Linked DNA regions of Homo sapiens: regions 1 and 2 are each linked to region 3. Evidence: chromatin loops called from intact Hi-C (ENCODE). Cell type or tissue: heart left ventricle. All regions are shown on one strand. Links, peaks and the distances in the headings refer to the core of each region. The heading gives the core; the rest is flanking DNA.

Region 1 (7,284 bases), core at 2,022-6,021, 100 kb after region 3:
TCCTACATCTGCTCATCACCACGGTTCTGCTCCACCTCCTACATCTGCTTATCAATCACCACGATTCTGCTCCACCTCCTACATCTGCTCATCACCACGGTTCTGCTCCACCTCTTACATCTGCTTATCAATCACCACGATTCTGCTCCACCTCCTACATCTGCTCATCACCACGGTTCTGCCCCACCCCCTACATCTGCTCATCACCACGGTTCTGCTCCACCTCCTACATCTGCTTATCAATCACCACGGTTCTGCTCCACCTCCTACATCTGCTCATCAATCACCACGGTTCTGCTCCACCTCCTACATCTGCTCATCAATCACCACGGTTCTGCTCCACCTCCTACATCTGCTCATCACCACGGTTCTGCTCCACATCCTACATCAGCTCATCACCACGGTTCTGCCCCACCTCCTACATCTGCTCATCACCACGGTTCTGCTCCACCTCCTACATCTGCTCATCACCACGGTTCTGCTCCACCTCCTACATCTGCTCATCAATCACCATGGTTCTGCTCCACCTCCTACATCTGCTCATCAATCACCACGGTTCTGCTCCACCTCCTACATCTGCTCATCAATCACCACGGTTCTGCTCCACCTCCTACATCTGCTCATCACCACGGTTCTGCCCCACCTCCTACATCTGCTCATCAATCACCACGGTTCTGCTCCACCTCCTACATCTGCTCATCAATCACCACGGTTCTGCTCCACCTCCTACATCTGCTCATCAATCACCACGGTTCTGCTCCACCTCCTACATCTGCTCATCACCACGGTTCTGCTCCACCTCCTACATCTGCTTATCAATCACCACGGTTCTGCTCCACCTCCTACATCTGCTCATCACCACGGTTCTGCTCCACCTCCTACATCTGCTTATCAATCACCACGATTCTGCTCCACCTCCTACATCTGCTCATCACCACGGTTCTGCTCCACCTCCTACATCTGCTTATCAATCACCACGATTCTGCTCCACCTCCTACATCTGCTCATCACCACGGTTCTGCCCCACCCCCTACATCTGCTCATCACCACGGTTCTGCTCCACCTCCTACATCTGCTTATCAATCACCACGGTTCTGCTCCACCTCCTACATCTGCTCATCAATCACCACGGTTCTGCCCCACGTCCTACATCTGCTCATCACCAGGGTTCTGCTCTTTTTTTTTTTTTTTGAGAGGAGTCTCACTCTGTAACCCAGGCCGCAGTGCAGTGGCAGGATCTTGGCTCACTGCAAACTCCGCCTCCTGGGTTCAAGTCATTCTCCTGCCTCAGCCTCCTAAGTAGCTGAGATTACAGACGCCCGCCACCACGCCCAGCTAAGTTTTTGTATTTTTAGTAGAGACGGGGTTCACCATGCTGGCCAGGATGGTCTCTATCTCTTGGCGTTGTGATCCGCCTGCCTTGGCCTCCCAAAGTGCTGGGATTACAGGCGTGAGTCACCGCACCCAGCCAGCACTCATCTATTTTCTTATTCATTTATAGGAGCTATTTATTCATGGTGGGTACTAATCAATTATAGATGTGACAGATGCTGCATTCCCATTCGTGGCTTCTGTTTCCACTTTTTTGAGGAGTCCTGAACATGAGGCTTCAGTTTAATATGGCCGACTTATTGGTCGTGTATGATTAGCACTCTACATGTCTTGTTAAAAAAATTACTCCCTACATGGAGCGCAAAAGCATGGTCACATTCATTTTTTTCTGTAAGTTTTGAAGTTGTGTTTCAGCTTTCACGTATCCACTGAGGGCTGTTGTGTGTGGTATGAGGTAGGTGTCACAGAAGGAATAGTGATCCCCAACGGTGTCCACATCCTCGTCCCTGGAACCTGGTGTGAAACTGGTGATATGGATGGGAGTTACCCAACGCAACAGTCGAGAGACCAGGTAAAAAGCATTCAGATGCACGCGCCTGCCCAGGACGGCGTCACAGGCCAGCGCCCGAAACCGCCTGCCGTGACCCTAAAGCCAATTTGACCTGGGAGCTGTGGAGGTGACCTCAGCTAAATGAAGACGCCTTCTGCCGCCACCTCCCTCCCAGTCACAGCTCACCAGGTCCCTTCTGCCCCCACCTCCCTCCCAGTCACAGCTCACCAGCTCCCAAAGCTTCCAGTTCTTGCGAGCTTTCTTTCGAAATGATTCGCAACATTGTTCCTTCTAGTAAAAGCCCCAACCTGCTGCAGATATACCGAAGACCTCCCGGTCTGTGTACAGGCCCGAAATTGCAATTCTGTTTTTTTTGGTTTTTTTTTGTTTGTTTTTTGTTTTGAGACGGAGTCTCGCCCTGTCGCCCAGGCTGGGGTGCAGAGTGGCGTGATCTCGGCTCACTGCAACCTCCACCTCCCAGATTCACACCATTCTCCTGCCTCAGCCTCCCGAGTAGCTGGGACTACAGGCGCCCGCCACCACGCCCGGCTAATTTTTGTATTTTTAGTAGAGACGGGGTTTCACCGTGTTAGCCAGGATGGTCTCGATCTCCTGACGTCATGATCCGCTCGCCTCAGCCTCCCAAAGTGCTGGGATGACAGGCATGAGCCACCGCGCCAGGTCTCAATTCTGTTTTTATGTATTTTCCCAAACAAAATGTCTTACGTAAAAATGCCTCTCTATGTGCTCGTTTGAGTTTGACACTGGGAGCATGTTATTTTATGTGGCAAAATGGACTTCGCAGGTGGGACTGGGGTTGCAGACGTGGAGGGTCAGAGCACCTGGCTTATCCAGGCTGACCTTCAATCACCTGTTTCCGTAATAACCAAACGGGTTTCCCAGCCCTGCTCAGAGATGAGTGCCAGTGGAGCATCCATGTGAGGGGGCTTGACTGGCCGTTGCTGGCTTTGAAAATGGAGCGAGGGGCCAGGACTGAGAAGAGCGGTGGCCTCTGGGTGCTGGGGGGCCCCCAGCTGACACACACAGCAACGCTGGGAAGGGCCCCCGGCTGACACACACAGCAAGAACGCAGATCTCAGTCCTACGACCACAAGGCACTGAATTCTGTGGCCACCAAATGAGCAGGAGACGGGCCTTCCTCTGAAGGCTGCAGGAACCAGCCCTGCCCACACCGTGGCTTGAGTCCAGTGAGATCCATGTTGGGCTTCTGAGCCCAGGGCGGCCAGGTAATCGCTCAGTGTTGCTGGAGCCTCTGCTTGTGATATGTGTTAAGGCGGCCACAGCAGAGAGGAACACAGTAGGGACCTGGTTTATTTTCTGCCAGGCGGACGCCCCAGGTCCGGGCAGTCAGAACCCCACACATCCCACAGCCCGGTCCCCGTCCCCCTCTATTTTCTGCTCAAAGCAACATCACACAACATTCAGAAATCATGCACTTCCTTGGCTGTGAACGTCTTGCTTTTCCACAGGATGTTGGAGCAGACGTGGACCCTCCAACTCTCCCCCGAGTGCGGGCAGAGTTCTGCTGTCCCCGCGCGCTCCTGAGCTCCTCCGGCTCCTGCCGTAGAGACATCCAGCCCTGACTCCCCCGAGAAGGTGCCGGGTGCAGCTCCACCAGCCGCGTGGCCCTGGGAGCTTCCCCATGACCCTGGAGCGCTCATCTGCCTCTCCTCTCCACAACGGGCTGCCATGAGGGCTAAACGCGCTGCAGCCTGGGTGCTGCCTGGGTGCTGAGAGCCGGAGGCTGCCAGACCCCCAACCGCGCCTCCCTGGAGTAGGGTTAGGGAGCAGCCTCGGGGTGCGGCGCCCTGCTCTGAACGAGGTCTCCTGGAAACACTGCAGTGGCCACAGGCCCTCCAGCGGCAACAATGCCTAACTCATCTCTTTGTGAAAGGCACCCGCAGATCTTGATCCAGTTTAACTTAAGAGAGAAAAGTAAATCATTGAGTGCAAGGTAAGGGTTTACGAGACTTCCGGCCAAGAAAGGGGATTTTCCCATGGCCTCCTTGATGGGACCGGATCCTCCCCGGGGCCCTTCTGCCTGGAGTCCTCCGAGAGACCCCTTTCCTGACAGAGGTGGTGGTGAGGCTGCGTCTGGGAGCAGAGCATCAGGGAGATGGGATGGGAGCTGGAGAGGGCTTTGTGTGTGTCGATGAACTGGGTCTCTTGCGTGCCGAGTGGTCACCATGCCCGGAGGGCCGGCCCCACGCTGGTGGCAGGGGTGAGGGACAGAGCAGTCCTCGGGGTGGGCTAGCACTGGGTGGGGGTAGGGGTGGGGGTCCTAGGCCTGGGAGCCCAGAAAGGGGAGGGATGGTCAGGGACTCTCCCTGCGTGGGGGACCGACAGGCTTGAGTCTTCAATGATGAGTAGAAAACCACCAAGCACAGAAGGGTGAAAGGCTGGGTGGGGGCACACAGCACAGAGGGGGAGAGGCTGGGTGGGGCACAGAGGGGGAGAGGCTGGGTGGGGCACAGAGGGGGAGAGGCTGGGTGGGGCACAGAGGGGGAGAGGCTGGGTGGGGCACAGAGGGGGAGAGGCTGGGTGGGGGCACAGAGGGGGAGAGGCTGGGTGGGGGCACAGAGGGGGAGAGGCTGGGTGGGGCACAGAGGGGGAGAGGCTGGGTGGGGCACAGGGGGGAGAGGCTGGGTGGGGCACAGAGGGGGAGAGGCTGGGTGGGGCACAGAGGGGGAGAGGCTGGGTGGGGCACAGGGGGGAGAGGCTGGGTGGGGGCACAGAGGGGGAGAGGCTGGGTGGGGCACAGGGGGGGGAGAGGCTGGGTGGGGCACAGAGGGGGAGAGGCTGGGTGGGGCACAGAGGGGGAGAGGCTGGGTGGGGCACAGGGGGGAGAGGCTGGGTGGGGCACAGAGGGGGAGAGGCTGGGTGGGGCACAGAGGGGGAGAGGCTGGGTGGGGGCACAGAGGGGGAGAGGCTGGGTGGGGCACAGGGGGGAGAGGCTGGGTGGGGCACAGGGGGGAGAGGCTGGGTGGGGCACAGAGGGGGAGAGGCTGGGTGGGGCACAGAGGGGGAGAGGCTGGGTGGGGGCACAGAGGGGGAGAGGCTGGGTGGGGCACAGGGGGGAGAGGCTGGGTGGGGCACACGGGGGAGAGGCTGGGTGGGGCACAGAGGGGGAGAGGCTGGGTGGGGCACAGAGGGGGAGAGGCTGGGTGGGGGCACAGAGGGGGAGAGGCTGGGTGGAGGCACGGGGGGGGAGAGGCTGGGTGGGGCACGGAGGGGGAGAGGCTGGGTGGGGCACGGAGGGGGAGAGGCTGGGTGGGGGCACAGAGGGGGAGAGGCTGGGTGGGGCACAGAGGGGGAGAGGCTGGGTGGGGCACACAGGGGGAGAGGCTGGGTGGGGCACAGAGGGGGAGAGGCTGGAAATTCAGCTCCTTTGGCGACGTACGAGGAATTCCTGAAGGCAGCAGCCTGGGGAATACTCCAGTTATAACCATTATTTTGTTGTGAGGGTTGGAACAGCCTATTTTGAAGTTATTTCTCATGAGAGGTTGGGGCTGGAAGCGTCTGTATCACCTAGGGTGCAGTTTTAGCTGCTAGGAATTGGAAACCAAGCCAAAACGACTTAGTACTAAGGAAACTTACTGTTTCAAGTAACAAGAAGCCTGGACACAGAGTGGATTCCAAGGCTGCTAAGTTCAGAGGCTCGACAGCCACATCAAAGGCCCACCTTTCAGTTCATCTGCCCTCAGATGGCAGGCCTCATGGTCACAAGAAGGCTGCCTGGGCTCTGGACATTACCGACGGGCCCCACAGGGACAGGAACAGGAGACGCGGTCTCTTCCTTGTGTCTCCTTTTGAGAGAGGGAATCCATAGCTAGATGCCCCTGCAGGTTCCCGTCAGGTCTCCTTCCTAAACCAATCCTGGGAGGTCCTGAGTGAGCCGTGACCACCAGGACTGAGTCCTGATCCCAGCGCAAGCCCAGGTGACCAGCATTGGAGACGGCGCACGGGTTAGAATGTGGACCGTGGGGAATGTGACGGACGCTCTCCTGTTGCCGCGGCCACCACAGACACATTTGGGTGCCGGGAGAGTGAGGCCGCGGGGGCTGGGAAGGGACCGGTGTATGGGGGACAGCAGGCGAAGGTCACTCGGGAACCAGCCCAGCTCTGAGGCTGCGGGCAGGTCGGAAAGGGAGCAGGACGGCGACCCCCGTGGCCTCCAGAGCTCTGTGTACGAGAGCCGGCGGGTCACAGACCCCGAACGCCAGGACCTGGACAATGCAGAGCTGGGACCAGAAGACCCAGAAGAGGAGCTTCCCCCCGAGGAGGTGGCCGGGGAGGAGTTCCCGGAGACCCTGGATCCCAAAGAGGCACTTTCTGAGTTGGAGAGAGTCCTGGACAAGGACTTGGAAGAGGACATTCCTGAAATCAGGTGGGCACCGGGGAACGGGCCTGCCTGGGTGCGGTGGGGTAGGGCTCAGCCCCTGGCAGTGGGGGGAGGGCAGCAGCCCCCTGGGCGGGCGAAAGGGTCGTAACCGGCCACCGGCCTGGCTCGCTGCTCCCGAGGGGCCCGGCCCTGCCGAGTCAGCCTAGGTGTGGGCTTGGTCGGTTGGCGGCCAGCACCCCTCACTGGGCCCTGAGGCAGACACCAGCAGACGCTCCCCTATCTGGTGGCAGGAGGAGGAGTAAACAGCGCTGAGTTTGGAGTCAGGCAGACTGAGTTCAGGTGCCCAGAGTTCAGAGTTTAGCGAGTGATGGCCTCAAGTCAGACAGAGAGAATAAGAAATGGGAAAAAAAAAGCCTCCCAACTCAAAAGTTGAAACCATTCTAAGCACCACACGTGGCTAAAAGGTTTTAAATGGTCGGGAGGAACACGTTCTGGGTGAACTGACGCTTCGGCCAATCAGCACTGGGGGCGCTGATTTTGGGCAGTTGCTGGAGTGTCCCCAGCAAGGCGCGCACTCTACATACCTCTGGGACTCGGCTCCCGTCCTCCCTGCAGCGTGGTCCCTGCACGTGCCCGACCTGCCCCCTTCTCACCGTGGTTTCCGTGCCGCCCAGGGAGGTTTGCCGCCCAAGAACAAAGTGGCTGCCCTGCCCTCATGGGGCTCTGCCAACCTGCAGAGAAAACAGCAGGAGTGTGAGGGGATTCTGGGGAGAACGTGGGAGCCAGCAGCTGCATCAAGCAAGGACAGGGCAGATATCCTGGCATTTGGCATCTTCACCTGCTGCCTGTTTCCCTCCCACAGTCTGTGAGCTTTCTGGGAGGCAGGAGCCGCTCTCTTTAGAGGGTGGTTGCCCCTCTGGGGCCTGGCATACAGTAAGCACTTGACAGATGTCTGTGAGATGAGTAAACACTACCTTAGTACTCACCAAAACAGCCCCGCCAGGTGGGAGCTGGTCTCACCTCCAATTCACAGAGGAGG
Region 2 (7,284 bases), core at 2,022-6,021, 88 kb after region 3:
TGCCAGGCGTGGTGGCGGGCGCCTGTAATCCCAGCTACGTGGGAAGCTGAGGCAGGAGAATGGCATGAACCTGGGAGGCAGAGCTTGCAGTGAGCCGAGATCACACCACTGCACTCCAGACTGGGCGACAGAGCGAGACTCCGTCTCAAAAAAAAAAAAAAAAGGGAGTCTCAAAAAAAAAAAAAAAGGTGTCACCGAATGCTCTCACTTGGTGCCCAATCACCCATTCCATTCATCCTTCCCGTCGTCCTTCCCATCAACCTTCTCCATTCATCCTTCCCATCGTCCTTCTCCATTCATCCTTCCCATCATACTTCTCCATTCATCCTTCCCATCATCCTTCCCATTGTCCTTCCCATCATCCTTCCCATCGTCCTTCTCCATTCATCCTTCCTGTCGTCCTTCTCCATTCATCCTTCACATCATCCTTCTCCATTCATCCTTCCCATCATCCTTCTCCATTCATCCTTCCCATCGTCCTTCTCTATTCATCCTTCCCATCGTCCTTCTCCATTCATCCTTCCCATCGTCCTTCTCCATCACCCTTCTCCATCATCCTCCATTATCCTTCCCATCATCCTTCCCATCATCCTTCCCATCAACCTTCCCATCAACCTTCCCCATCATCCTTCCCATCATCCTTCCCCATCATCCTTCCCATCATCCTTCCCATCGTCCTTCTCCATAATTCTTCCCATCATCCTTCCCCATCACCCTTCTCCATCATCCTCCATCATCCTTCCCCATCATCCTTCCCATCATCCTTCCCATCATCCTTCCCCATCATCCTTCCCCATCATCTTTCCCATTATCCTTCCCATCATCCTTCCCATCAACCTTCCCCATCATCCTTCTCCATCATCCTTCCCATCATCCTTCCCCATCATCCTTCCCCATCATCTTTCCCATTATCCTTCCCATCATCCTTCCCATCAACCTTCCCCATCATCCTTCTCCATCATCCTTCCCATCATCCTTCCCCATCATCCTTCCCCATCATCTTTCCCATTATCCTTCCCATCATCCTTCCCATCAACCTTCCCCATCATCCTTCTCCATCATCCTTCCCATCATCTTTCCCCATCATCCTTCCCATCATCTTTCCCCATCATCCTTCCCATCATCCTTCCCATCATCCTTCTCCATCATCCCTCCCATCATCCTTCTCCATCATCCTTCCCCATCATCCTTCCCATCATCTTTCCCCATCATCCTTCCCATTATCTTTCCCCATCATCCTTCTCCGTCATCCTTCTCCATCATCCTTCCCATCCTTCCCATCATCCTTCTCAATCATCCTTCCCCATCATCCTTCCCATCATCTTTCCCCATCATCCTTCCCATCATCTTTCCCCATCATCCTTCTCCATCATCCTTCCCATCCTTCTCCATCATCCTTCCCATCATCTTTCCCCATCATCCTTCCCATCATCTTTCCCCATCATCCTTCCCATCATCTTTCCCCATCATCCTTCTCCATCATCCTTCCCATCCTTCTCCATCATCCTTCCCATCATCTTTCCCCATCATCCTTCCCATCATCTTTCCCCATCATCCTTCCCATCATCTTTCCTCATCATCCTTCCCATCATCTTTCCCCATCATCCTTCTCCATCATCCTTCCCTTCATCCTTCTCCATCATCCTTCCCATCATCCTTCCCCATCATCCTTCTCCATCATCCTTCCCCATCATCCTTCCCATCTTCCTTCTCCATCCTCTCTTCTGTTAAATCCTCTCCAGTCATCCTCCCATCATCCTTCCCTGTCATTCTTCCCATCCTCCTTCCCCATCTCTCCCATTGTCTTTCCAGTCATCCTTCCCCATCATCTTTCCCCATTGTCCTTCTCATTATCCTTCTCATTATCATCCTTCCCATCACCCATCCTGTCATCTTTCACCATCACCTTTCCCATCATCCTTCTCCATCACCTTCCCATCATCCTTCCCCATCATCCTTCCCATCATCCTTCCCATCAACCTTCCCCATCATCCTTCCCATCACCCTTCTCCATCACCCTTCCCATCATCCTTCCCATCATCCTTCCCATCATCCTTCCCCATCATCCTTCCCCATCATCCTTCCCGTCATCCTTCCCATCATCCTTCCCATCATCCTTCCCATGAACCTTCCCATCATCCTTCCCCATCATCCTTCCCCATCATCCTTCCCCATCATCCTTCCCGTCATCCTTCCCATCATCCTTCCCATCATCCTTCCCATGAACCTTCCCATCATCCTTCTCCATCATCCTTCCCATCATCCTTCTCCATCATCCTTCCCCATCATCCTTCCCCATCACCACCTATCCCCACCATCCTTCTCCATCATCCTTCTCCATCATCCTTCCCATCATCCTTCTCCATCATCCTTCCCATCATCCTTCTCCATCATCCTTCCCATCATCCTTCTCCATCATCCTTCCCATCATCCTTCTCCATCATCCTTCCCCATCACCACCTATCCCCACCATCCTTCCCATCATCCTTCTCCATCATCCTTCCCATCATCCTTCCCATCATCCTTCCCATCATCCTTCCCATCAACCTTCCCATCATCCTTCCCCATCATCCTTCCCACCATCCTTCTCCATCATCCTTCCCATCATCCTTCTCCATCATCCTTCCCCATCACCACCTATCCCCACCATCCTTCTCCATCATCCTTTCCCACCATCCTTTCCTATCATCCTTCACCGTCATCCTTCCCCATCATCACACACCCCCACCATCCTTCCTTATCATCTGTTCCATTGTTTGTCCCTAGACCAGCTCTGTTGCCTCATCCCTGGTCTCTGGACTGTGAGCACCAGGCCTGCCACCTGCTGACTCTGTACACTGACCTCCGTCTCTCCCATCTCTGTCACGGTAAAAACCCAACTCCTTCCCATTCCCACCAGGCCCTGAATGACCTGCCTGGCCACCTCCTTGCTCTCACCTCCTCCCTTTCTCTCCCTTACTCAGTCTGCTGCAGCCACATGGGCCTGCTTTTGGTTCCATCTGCACAGCAGGCACGTTGGTCTCAGAGTCTTTGCTCATGCTGTGCTCTTCCTAGACACCCTCACGGCCTTCACCTCAGTGGCCTTCCCTGCCTCCATCCTCCCCCAACTCTCCTTTGCTTTCTTCTCAGCACTCTGTGGGGGCCAGGACCACCTCCCAGCCTCTTCCCAGGCCCAGAACCGTGCTTGACACACAGCAAGTGTTCAAGTTTTAGCGGAATAAATGTGTGTGATGGCCAAGGTGCTCAGATGTTTTTCTGAGAAATCAACAGGATGGGGGCCTGGGGCCTCTTCCCACCTTCACAGGCAGCTGCAGACACCACCTCCACGGCCCCCAGGCCCTCCTCACACCCACTCACACTCACGGGCTCTCTCTGGCTGAAAGGAAGGGCTATTTTTAACCTCGTCATCCTCTGCCTCAAGTGTTTAATTGCACAATAATGAGGGTGGGCGACGGGAGAGCAAACCTCAGATTACACCAGCACATGGGGCAGGGCTGCCGGCACTGCCTGCCCACGTGGTCCCTCACGTGGAGACCCTCACACACTCCACCCCTAAGGCCAGGGAAGACCTTCGAGGCATGCGTGTTCTGAGGAGCCTGCAGGCCCAGAGAGAGCTGCTGCAGAGAGGGAGGTGCCTGCCTGGCACAGGGCTGCATAGACGTCTATCCAAACTCAGGGACGGCTGTTCCTGTAGAGCCACGGGCCCCACGGAATGGGGACCACGCCGATGCCCTCCTCCCCAGCCCCACTCACCCCATTGTGTATTGGTATCTCCCCGCTGTCCCTGCAGGCTCTGGCCCCATCCCACCTCCAGGCTTTTCCTCCTGGTGCACTCTCCCCTGATCACCTCCCAGTCCCTTCCTCACCTCCTTCACTTCTGTCTTTGTCCAAAGTCCCCTTCCTGGGAAGGCCTCTCCGACCTCCCTACCTTCCTGCCTTCCCCACGACTCTACCATCTCCTCCCTGCCGCGTTCTCCCGGCAATTCACCAATCGTGTTTCTTGCCTGTCTTCCCCACTAAGACGCCACCTCCAGGAGGGCAGGGATTTTGCCGATTTTGTTCACAGCTGGGTCCCCAGGGCCTCTGCCGGGACGGGCGTGGCACACAGTCGGTGCCCAATGTATGCTTGACGTACTCGCGGGTGAATGAACAGCTGTGCAGGACCCTGCCCGCTCTTCCGGAAGCTTTTGGACGTGGCCAGTGCTGCCCCTCCTCGCGGACTGAGCAGCTGCCACCTGGGGCTGCCGTAGCAAAGGCACATGGCCTGGGTGTTCCCACAGCAGAGATGTGTCCTCCCGGTTCTGGAGGCCAGAGCTTTGCCATCCAGGTGTCGGCAGGGCTGGCTTCTTCCAGAGGCTCAGAGGGAGACTGCGTCTGTGTCCTTCTCCAGCTGGTGGTGGTGGCCGGTGGCCCTCGGCCTGTAGATGCCTCAGTCCAGTCTCTGCCTCTGTCCTTGCACGGCCGTTGCCCCTGAGAGTGTTGTGAGCCCACTCCTCATCTTAGAGAGACGCCGGTCATCAGATTGAGGGTCCTCCGGACTCCAGGGTGACCTCATCTGAACTCATCACATCTGCAAAGACCTTATTTCCAAATAAGGTCCTACTCATGGGTTCCAGGGATGGACCGTGTTTTGGGGGGAGACACAACTCAACCCATCATACTCTCCTTGATGCTGATTAAATCAAAGTCTGAGCTCATCTAGACCTGCAGAGTTGGGGTCTCTGTAGGAGGTAAGGTGGGGGGCTGGCCCAAGACTCTATGCTTTGAATATTGTTTTCACATCTTTTAGTTTTGATATCATTTTGACCTTACAGGAAAGTGGCAAGATTACTTGTCATACAGCAGGAACTCCCCCTGACTCTACCCAGAGTCACCAGCGGGCTGGATTTTCCCCATTTGCTGTGTCATCTTCGGTGTCTGTACCTCTATCTGTATCTACAGCCACCTGTTATCTACATATGGTACAATATTCATATTTATACACATTTTCAGAACCATTGAAGACTATGCTGGAGGTGCAATGCCCACTTCCTCCTAAACATATCAGCGTATCTTTTCTAAAAACCAGGATTCTCTTTTATAACCCTGGGGCTGTTGTCAACATCGGGAAATTCCACATCCACACAACGCTCAGATCTAATCCGCTGCCTGCATTTAAATCTCACCGGCTGCTGTGGTGATGTCCCACTGTGGGTGGGGGGGCCTTGCTACCCCAGCAGGTACCATGGCAACAGATGCTGCTGGCCGGGCCTGCAGTGGAGCAGCGTGGGCTGGGAGCCAGCCAGGGCGGGGGCCGGGGCGGGGGCCGGGGGGCCAGGCCTGGAGGTGCCGCTGGCCCTGGGGTCGGGTTAATGGCACCCTGAGGACCACAGAGTGAAGCTCCTGGGCCTCTCAGACCACTTGGCCTTGGCTAAGGGTTGAGAAGGGTTCTGAGGCCTTGCCAGGGCTCAGAGGGAAACAGTGTGGCCCTCAGCATTCGGCTGCTGATGTCTGCCTCAGGCTGGCCATGGCGTGGGCGCAGTGTGCTGTGTGTCTGTGTCCAGCCCTCGTGTGCACAGATGAGGAACGGCCTCCTTCTGAGGCTCTTGGCAAGCGCGGAGGAAGCAGAGCCCGGTTGCCCAGTCCGCGGGCTTGACCGCACCCCAATGCTGGGGAGAAGGGGCTGCCACATCAGAGCTGCTCACAGCCGGGCCCTGGGGAGCCACCGATGTCCCTGCACCTCCGCGTTCCCATCTGTGACAGGGAGCAATGGTGGCTGCACCTTCAGGGCTGCTCGAGGACTCGCCTCAGTGTTCCCATCTGTGACAGGGAGCAATGGTGGCTGTCTTGGTGTTCCCATCTGTGACAGGGAGCAATGGTGGCTGTGCCTTCAGGGCTGCTCGAGGACTGAGTGGGAGGATGTTGCTACACGGAGTTTTGTTGATGGCATCTGTAGTTGTACAGTGACCCTACTCTCAGGCTACATGGGCTGCATCTGTTACAGCCATGGGTCTGCATTGTTCAGAATCATGTCTTGGAGGCCACGCTCTACCCACCTCTGTCTCCCATTACCGTGGGGTCTTGGCCTGCGCTGCTCTAGAACCCCAACCCCAGCTCAGGCCCCAGGAGAGAAATGGATGGGTCCCCACAAGCCAGACCGCGGCCTCCCAGAACCAGCTCATGGGGGATACGGGAGCGAGCAGAGACGTGAGGGCAGGAGCCACGGGCAGGGCACGTGCAAGAGGCCAGTGGTGGACTCAGAGGACAGGCAGACACACGGAGGACAGAGAAAGAGGGAGGGGAGAGAGAGAGAGACAGAGAGACGGAGAGGGGCATTGCCCTGTGTCTGGAGGGGAGGGGCTTGTCAAGGGCTGGGTTGGGGGTTGGGGCTGCAGAGGGACTGGGGGACTCGTCCCAGCCTCTCCTCCAAGGGCATCTTGGGCTGTTCCCCAGAAGCCGACTCTTTGGGCTGAAAATAGACCTCACAGCTCAGACACTGTCTCTGCAGCCACCTGGTGGCCCCTCACGCGTCCCCAGCTTCCCCGGAATGCCGAGTGTGTTGGTGAATTTTTTGTGTGAACTCGACTGGGCCGCAGGATCCCCAGAAGTTTGGTCAAACATCATTCTGGGCAGGTCTGTGAGGATGTTTTTGGATGAGGTGAACATCTGCAAACCACCCGCTCTTAGGAACACACCCAAACTCTGCTGTCGTGTTGAGGGTTTCATTACCATGAGTAAATCTGGGATGAATATTCATGTGTGAACGTCACTGACTACGTGCTCTGTGACATGTTTGGACACATGTGTCCCTCCAAATCTCATGCGGAAATGTGACGCCCAGAGTTGGTGTGAGGCCTGGTGGGAGGTGCTGGCTCACGGGGTAGATCCCGCCTGCAGGGCTTAGCCCATGCCCTTGGTGACACGTGAGTTGAGTTCTTGCTCACCTGAGAGCTGTTTACGATTGCGGCACCTTCCCCCTTGCTAACTCTCGCTCACCTGAGAGCTGTTTAGGAGTGCGGCACCATCCCCCGTCCTGCCTGTTGCTCACCTGAGAGCCATTTAGGAGTGCGGCACCGTCCCCCGTCCTGCCTGTTGCTCACCTGAGAGCCATTTAGGAGTGCGGCACCTTCCCTCTTGCTCCCTCTCACCCGTGACACACCAGCTCCCTCTTCACCTTCCTTGATGGGTAAACCTCCCCGGCCTCCCCAGAAGCGGCCCAGAGGCCGGTGTCACATTTCCTGTACGGCCCGCAGAACCGTGAGCAAATGAACCCTCTTCGTTATGAACGACCCAGCCTCAGGGACC
Region 3 (7,284 bases), core at 1,058-5,057:
GTGGAGTCAGGCTGACATATGCCCGTTTTTCAGAGGAGGAAACACATGCACAGTGGTGCAGTGATTCATCAGGGACCACACAGTGTCTAATCCAGAAACCCTGGTTCATGGGCGCAGGAGGTCTGCCTGGGAAGTTCACTGCAGGAAATTGTAAAGGAGGTGAAGTGGGAATAGCCTCGGTGCCCGTCGAGGGGCGGGGCTGGGGTGCTCGTATGATGGCGGCCAGGGTGGGTGACATTCAGACTGGCAGGTGTAGGTGGGCAGGACAGTGCAGGGCCAAGAACATTCTGGACTTGAGTCCTAGGTCCACACTCCTGCTGGCTTTGTGACCTCCGCCTCTGTCCATGGTGATAGGCATGGAACAGCTCGTGGGGTGGCGCCTGTGAGCACAGAGCTGGCAGCAGAGCCGTTCTGCATGAGTAATCTGCTGTATGCCAAGGACGCCCTGCCGATCTCACCCTGTATGCAGTAGGCGATTAATAAGTGCCCATCCACTAAGGCAGCATTTCCCCATCTTGACACCATTGACATTTGAGGGTCTTCTCTTGGGAGGAACAGCGTTGTAGTTCTCCAGTCACTAGATGTCATCAGCACTCCTGGTCCTGGCAGCCAAGAATGTCTCCAGACATAGCCAAGTGTCCCCTGGGGGCAGCAACACCCATGGCTGAGCACCATTGGCCCAAGGGATCAGTCCTAGGCTCTACTCTCTAGACCTGTGCTGCCCGACACAGCGTCCACAGGTCACAGGTGACGCTGGAGCACTGGAACTGTGGACGCTCCACACTGAGGCAGAGAGTGCAAAACATGCCAGGCTGGGAGGACAGCATTAAAAGAAGAATGTGAAATATCTCACCTGTAATGTTCATATGCAGAAATGATATTATTTTGGATATGGGGGTTAATAAAATGTATTATTAAAATTAATTTCACGTGTTTCTCTTTTTTTGATACAACTACTAGAAAATTTAAAAATGGCCGAGCATGGTGGTTCATGCCTGTAAACCCAGTGCTTTGGGAGACTAAGGCAGGGGGATTGCTTGAGGCCAGGAGTTAAAGACCAGCCTGGGCAACATAGCAAGATCCCATCTCCACACACAAAAAAGAAATTAGCCAGGGATGGTGACACATGCCTATAGTCCTAGCTACTCCAGAGGCTGAAGTGGGAAGATCACTTCAGCCCAGAAGTTGGAGGCTCCAGTGAGCTATGATTGCACCACTGCACTCTCCAGCCTGGGTGATAGAGCAACATATTGTCTCAAAAAAAAAAAAAAAAAAAAAGTAGGAGGTTCTCAGTCTGTTTCTGGTGGGCAGTGCTGCTGTGGGTGATCAACTTTCTGGCTACACCATGAGCTTGGTGAAGATGAGTTGGTCTTGGTTGCCATCATCCTTCCCATTATCCTTTCCCATCATCCTCCAATCATCCTTCTCGGTCATCCTCCCATTGTCCTTCCCATCATCCTTCTCCATCATCCTTCCCACCATCCTTCCCATCATCCTTCTCCATCATCCTCCATCATCCTTCCCCATCATCCTTCCCCATCATCCTTCCCATCATCCTTCCCATCATCCTTCCCCATCATCCTTCCCATCATCCTTCCCCATCATCCTTCCCCATCATCCTTCTCCATCATCCTTCCCATCATCCTTCCCCATCATCCTTCCCACATTCCTTCTCCATCATCGTTCTCCATCATCCTTCCCATCATCCTTCTCCATCATCCTTCTCCATCATCGTTCTCCATCATCCTTCCCATCATCCTTCCCATCATACTTTCCCATCATCTTTTCCCATCATCCTTCCCATCATCCTTCCCATCATCCTTCCCCATCATCCTTCTCATCATCCTTCCCCATCATCCTTCCCACATTCCTTCTCCATCATCCTTCCCATCATCCTTCCCATCATCCTTCCCCATCATCCTTCCCACATTCCTTCTCCATCATCGTTCTCCATCATCGTTCTCCATCATCCTTCCCATCATCCTTTCCATCATCCTTCCCCATCATCCTTCCCACATTCCTTCTCCATCATCATTCTCCGTCATCGTTTTCCATCATCGTTCTCCATCATCCTTCCCCATCATCCTTCCCACATTCCTTCTCCATCATCCTTCCCATCATCCTTCCCCATCATCCTTCCCACATTCCTTCTCCATCATCGTTCTCCATCATCGTTTTCCATCATCGTTCTCCATCATCCTTCCCATCATCCTTTCCATCATCCTTCCCCATCATCCTTCCTACATTCCTTCTGCATCATCATTCTCCATCATCGTTTTCCATCATCGTTCTCCATCATCGTTCTCCATCATCCTTCCCATCATCCTTCCCACATTCCTTCTCCATCATCGTTCTCCATCATCGTTCTCCATCATCCTTCTCCATCATCCTTCTCCATCATCCTTACCATCATCCTTCCCCATCATCCTTCCCATCATCCTTCCCCATCACCTTCCCACATTCCTTCTCCATCATCGTTCTCCATCATCGTTCTCCATCATCCTTCCCCATCATCCTTCCCCATCATCCTTCCCCATCATCCTTCTCCATCATCCTTACCATCATCCTTCCCCATCATCCTTCCCATCATCCTCCCCTATCATCCTTCCTGTCATCCATCCTCATCATCCTTCCCAGCATGTGACGCCCTCTCCCGGCACCGCCCACGTTTTGCTCTCCCAGATGTCACCAGAGGGCGCTTGTGAGCTCTGATTGGGACGCGTCCCTGCTCACACGTCACCCGTGTCCCCACAGTCCACAGGCCGTGCAGGACCCGCCGCATCGGCTTCCTCCCGGCTCCTCTTCTCCTTGCTCACGCTGCTCCAGCTGCACGGGCCTCGTCGCTGTTTCTCCTACACACCAGGCAGGTCCTGCCCCAGGGCCTCTGTGCGTGCAGTTCCTGTCAGCCTGGAATGCCTCGCCCGCCTCCCGAGTTCGGCTTCTCCTCTGGTCTCTGCTGGAGCGTGACCTTCTCCGCGAGGCTCCCGACCTCCCAGTTCACATCGCAGACGCTCACACCACCAACCACCCTGTGGCTGACCGCCACAGTTACTGCCTGAGACCGTCATTATAAGACTGAACGAAGGGACAAACGTAGAAAATGATAACAAGAAACAAAGGAAACTTTTAAATAGAAATAAAAACTTAAAAGTAACTATTTTAAAGGAAGGGCAACGTGGGGAAGAAGAAGAGAGAAGGAAAGAGAGAAGAAGGGGCCGGGCATGGTGGCTCACGCCTGTCATCCCAGCACTTTGGGAGGCCGAGGCAGGCGGATCACAAGGTCAGGAGATCGAGACCAGCCTGGCCAACATGGAGAAACCCCCGTCTCTACTAAAAATACAAAATTAGCCGGGCACGGTGGCTCACGCCTGTAATCCCAGCACTTTGGGAGGCCGAGGCAGGCGGATCACGAGGTCAGGAGATCGAGACCAGCCTGGCCAACATGGAGAAACCCCGTCTCTACTAAAAATACAAAAATTAGCCGGGCGTGGTTGCGCACGCCTGTAATCCCAGCTACGCGAGAGGCTGAGGCAGGAGGATCACTTGAACCTGGGAGACAGAGGTTGCAGTGAGCTGAGATGGCGCCACTGCACTCCAGCCTGGGCGACAAGGGTGAAACTCCATCCCCCCCCCCCCCAAAAAAAAAAAAAGAGAAAAAGAAGAAGAAAAGGGCTCCCTGCTCCTAGTGAGCAAAGGCAGCTTCCTGAGCTTCTACAGCCCTTAGTATTTATTGGGTAACAAGAGCAGAGAGGAGGAGGTAACGATTGAGCAGCTGCTTAATTGATCACAGGTTCATATTGTTACTGACGGGCTTCAATTATGCCTAATCGTAGGAAACATTTGTGCCTGGGTGGTGATGGCCCTCAGCAGCCCTTCTGCACGGCAGACGCAGTTTGTCAGTTTGCCAACATTCTGCATTTACGAGAACAGTTTGCTGTCTACTCATATAGCCCCCCAGTGGTATACTGAGTTGATCACGGCCCTCACTCTTTCGGCCTCCAACACCCCCTTCGCCCACGTTTCCTCCATAGCGCGACGTGCCCTCTGCACTCACGTAAGTTTCACTTATCTGCCTGCCTGTCTCCAAGGGAAAGGGAGGACGAGGAACTTGTGTGTTTTGTCCTCTCCCGTTTTCCCAGCACCTGAGCAGGGCCTGGCCCCAAATAAACACTGGCTGAGTTCCTAATTACGGTGAGAACAAGGGTCTCGGGAGCACCAACGGAGTCACCTCCCACCCAGGACACCCAGGCCGGGCAGTGACGTCCCTCGCCTGCAGCCGGCAGCTGGGCGGGTGGACGTAGGGCCGGCCTCCGGCCTCTCATCCGGTCCAGCCTCCCTTTTTTTCACTGTTGTGATTTAGTCTCTTCTGTCGAGCAGGCAGGATTAAAATCAGGGCTCATCTGCATGTGTGTTGAATTCATTTGCATCTCATTTGCAAGCTCTTTGCTTGGCAGTTGCGACAAGCTCTGAGCTGAAGACAGAGTTGATAGAATCTGGTGCGATCAGATCAGAAGGGGACTGGTGGCTGGAGGGGCCCCAGCTCGTTCTGGCGAGGCTGCCGGCCCTCAGCGTCCTCCCAGCAACATGCTGTCGGCTTGGCCGGCTTCCCATCCTGTCTTCCCTGTGTTAGCTTTTGGTTCCACCCCACGTAAAATGGGGAAACGGAGGCAGGTGGGGCCGAGTCCGGGCTGGAACCAAGTCTCTGGCTGTCTGCCTTTAGTGGCTGTCTGGTGTGGCCTGGACCTGGTGACCCGGATGTGAGGAGGGATGGGGTTGGGGGAACACCTTCCAGGCCCTTGTCCCCTCTGTCTCTTTAGCCGTGGGAGCCCCTGGGGTCCTGCACTTCGGCTGGTTTTGGTGAAGGAGCAGCTTTGGTCGAGGGAGGTTGGGGCCTTTCCTCCTCTCTCCCTCCTCGGCACCCATCCCTGCTGTGGCTCTGGAGTTGTGCTGCCTCTGGAAACGAGCAAATGGTGTGTCCAAGGTTGGGCAGTGACAGGGCCTGTGGGCTGGGGGCCCTCGTGACCGAGGAAGGGGCCAGCGAGGGTTGGTTTGCTGGCAGAGGCATCTCAGGTAGAGAGAGCTCAGGCAGAGGCCGAGGTGGAGACCGTCTTAGGGGCTCGAGGGAGGGAAAGCAGGTCCGGATGGTCAGAGTAGAGCGGCAAAGGGGAAGGAGCAGGACGAGAGGACAGGGGGAGGTGGAGACGAGGCCGTGCAGGGCCTGCGTGCCGTGGCGTGGCGCGTGTCTGCAGTCCCAGCTACCCGGGAGGCTGAGGCAGGAGAATGGCGTGAACCCGGGAGGCGGAGCTCGCAGTGAGCCGAGATCGTGCCACTGCACTCCAGCCTGGGCGACAGAGCGAGACTCCGTGTCAAAAATAAATAAATACACAAATAAAAATAAAAATAAAGACCAGCTTTTTTGGGATGGGGAGGAGGCGTTCTTTTTTTCTCTTTTTTTTGATTTTGACGTGGAGTCTCGCTCTGTCACTCAGGCTGGAGTGCAGCGGTGTGATCCTGGCTCAGTGGTGCAACCTCCACCTCCAGGGTTCAAGCGGGTTCAAGCGAGTCTCCTGCCTCAACCTCCTGTGTGGCTGGGATTACAGACGTGCACCACTGTGCCCAGCTAATTTTTTTATTTTTAATAGAGACGGGGTTTCACCATGGTGGCCAGGCTGGTCTCGAACTCCTGATCTCAAGTGATCCGCCCGCCTCGGCCTCCCAGAGTGCTGGGATTACAGGCATGAGCCACAGTGCCCGGCCAAGGGATTATTTCTACAGTTTTCAATTTCATGGATTTCTACTGTTATCTTTACAATCTTCCTTATACTTACTCTTGTTTTCCTAGCTTCTTAGGTGGAAACTTAGGCCTAGGCTGGAGTGCAGTGGCACAATCTTGGCTCACTGCAGCCTTGGCCTCCTTAGGCTCAAGCAATCCTCTCACCTCAGCCTCCTGAGTAGCTGGGATTACAGGCACACACCACCACTCCTGGCTGATTTTTGTATTTTTTGTAGAGATGGGGTTTCACCATGTTGCCTGGGCTGGTCTTGAACTCCTGAGCTGAAGCAATCTGCTTGCCTTGGCTTCCCAAAGTGCAGGGATTACAGGTGTGAGCCGCTGTGCCCAGCCTTCTTTTCTCATATAAAAATTTAAAGCAACCATTTTCCCTCTAAGTACTTCTTTAACTGCATCCTACACAGTTTAATATGTTGATTTTTTATAGTCATTTAGTTTGAAAATTTTCTAACTTCCTTTGTGATGACTTCTTTGATGCGTGGGTTATTCAGAAGTATGTTGTTTAACTTCTAAATATATTTGGGGGATCCTGGATATCGTATTGTTGGTGATTTCTATTTTAATTCCTTTTTCACCAGATAATATGCTCTGTAAGTTTCAAAAGTTTGATATGTACTAAGACTTGTTTTATGATCCTTTATGTAGACTATACCATTTTGATTAAAAAATTTTAAAACATGCAATACATTAAAATTACATTGCAGGGTGAAATGTATAATTGTATGGTATGTGAATTATATCAATAAAGCTGTTAAAGATGACACTGCAGGCCAGGCACGGTGGCTTACGCTTGTAATCCCAGCACTTTGGGAGGCCGAGGTGTGTGGATCACCTGAGGTCAGGAGTTTGAAACCAGCCTGGCCAACATGGAGAAACCCCATCTCTACTAAAAATACAAAAAAATTGGCTGGGCGCGGTGGCTCACACCTGTAATCCTGGCACTTTGGGAGGCTGAGGCGGTTGGATCACAAGGTCAAGAGATTGAGGCCATCCTGGCCAACGTGGTGAAACCCCGTCTCTACTAAAAATACAAAAAAATTAGCTGGACATGGTGGAGTGTGCCTGTAATTAGCTACTAAAAATACAAAAAAATTAGCTAGACGTGGTGGTGCATGCCTGTAATCCCAGCTACTCGAGAGGCTGAGGCAGGAGAATTTCTTGAACCCTGGAGGCGGAGGTTCCAGTGAGCCGAGATCGCGCCACTGCATTCCAGCCTGGGCGGGGGAGCAAGACTCTGTCTCAAAAAAAAAAAAAAAAAAAAAAAAAAAAAATTAGCCAGGCGTGGTGAAACCCCATCTCTACTAAAAAATATAAAAATTAGTCAGGCGTGGTGGCGGGTGCCTGTAATCTCAGCTACTCAGGAGGCTGAGGCAGGATAATCGCATAAACCCGGGAGGCAGAGGTTGCAGTGAGCCGAGATCGCACCAGCGCACTCCAGGCTGGGTGACAGAGTGAGACTCTGTCTCAAAAAAAAAAAAAAATTACACTGCAAA

What was found. Hi-C counts contacts between places; a loop is a spot of excess contacts. Peaks named below come from ENCODE experiments on the same cell type or tissue, not always from the same donor. Only the 100,000 strongest peaks of a DNase experiment are listed, where the experiment ranks them.
Region 1: it touches region 3 in a loop (10-fold over the local background); 31 of 110 quality-filtered maps call a loop at or near these places.
Region 2: a loop joins it to region 3, with 2.4 times the contacts of the local background. A loop is called at or near these places in 35 of 110 quality-filtered maps.

The regions. Positions count from the first base shown.
Region 1 is chr19:374,669-381,952 of GRCh38, reverse strand. It overlaps SPMAP2 (sperm microtubule associated protein 2), which reads left to right and starts at 5,927. Exons shown (of 8, transcript NM_016585.5): 1 at 5,927-6,290. The coding sequence starts at 5,983. In heart left ventricle, for the core only: no CTCF peak of the experiment used is centred there; DNase peaks (open chromatin) are centred at 3,572 and 5,992; H3K27me3 peaks cover 566 bases.
Region 2 is chr19:388,969-396,252 of GRCh38, reverse strand. No RefSeq gene overlaps it. Among named protein-coding and RNA genes, the nearest start is that of C2CD4C, 17 kb to the left of the region's middle. RefSeq lists enhancers at 6,241-6,805, 6,806-7,284. In heart left ventricle, for the core only: no CTCF peak of the experiment used is centred there; a DNase peak (open chromatin) is centred at 4,163; H3K27me3 peaks cover 435 bases.
Region 3 is chr19:475,765-483,048 of GRCh38, reverse strand. It overlaps a transcript of CIMAP1D not described here. Among named protein-coding and RNA genes, the nearest start is that of CIMAP1D, 4.4 kb to the right of the region's middle. In heart left ventricle, for the core only: a CTCF peak has its summit at 2,700 (motif pointing right); a DNase peak (open chromatin) is centred at 2,728; H3K4me3 peaks cover 483 bases; H3K27ac peaks cover 314 bases.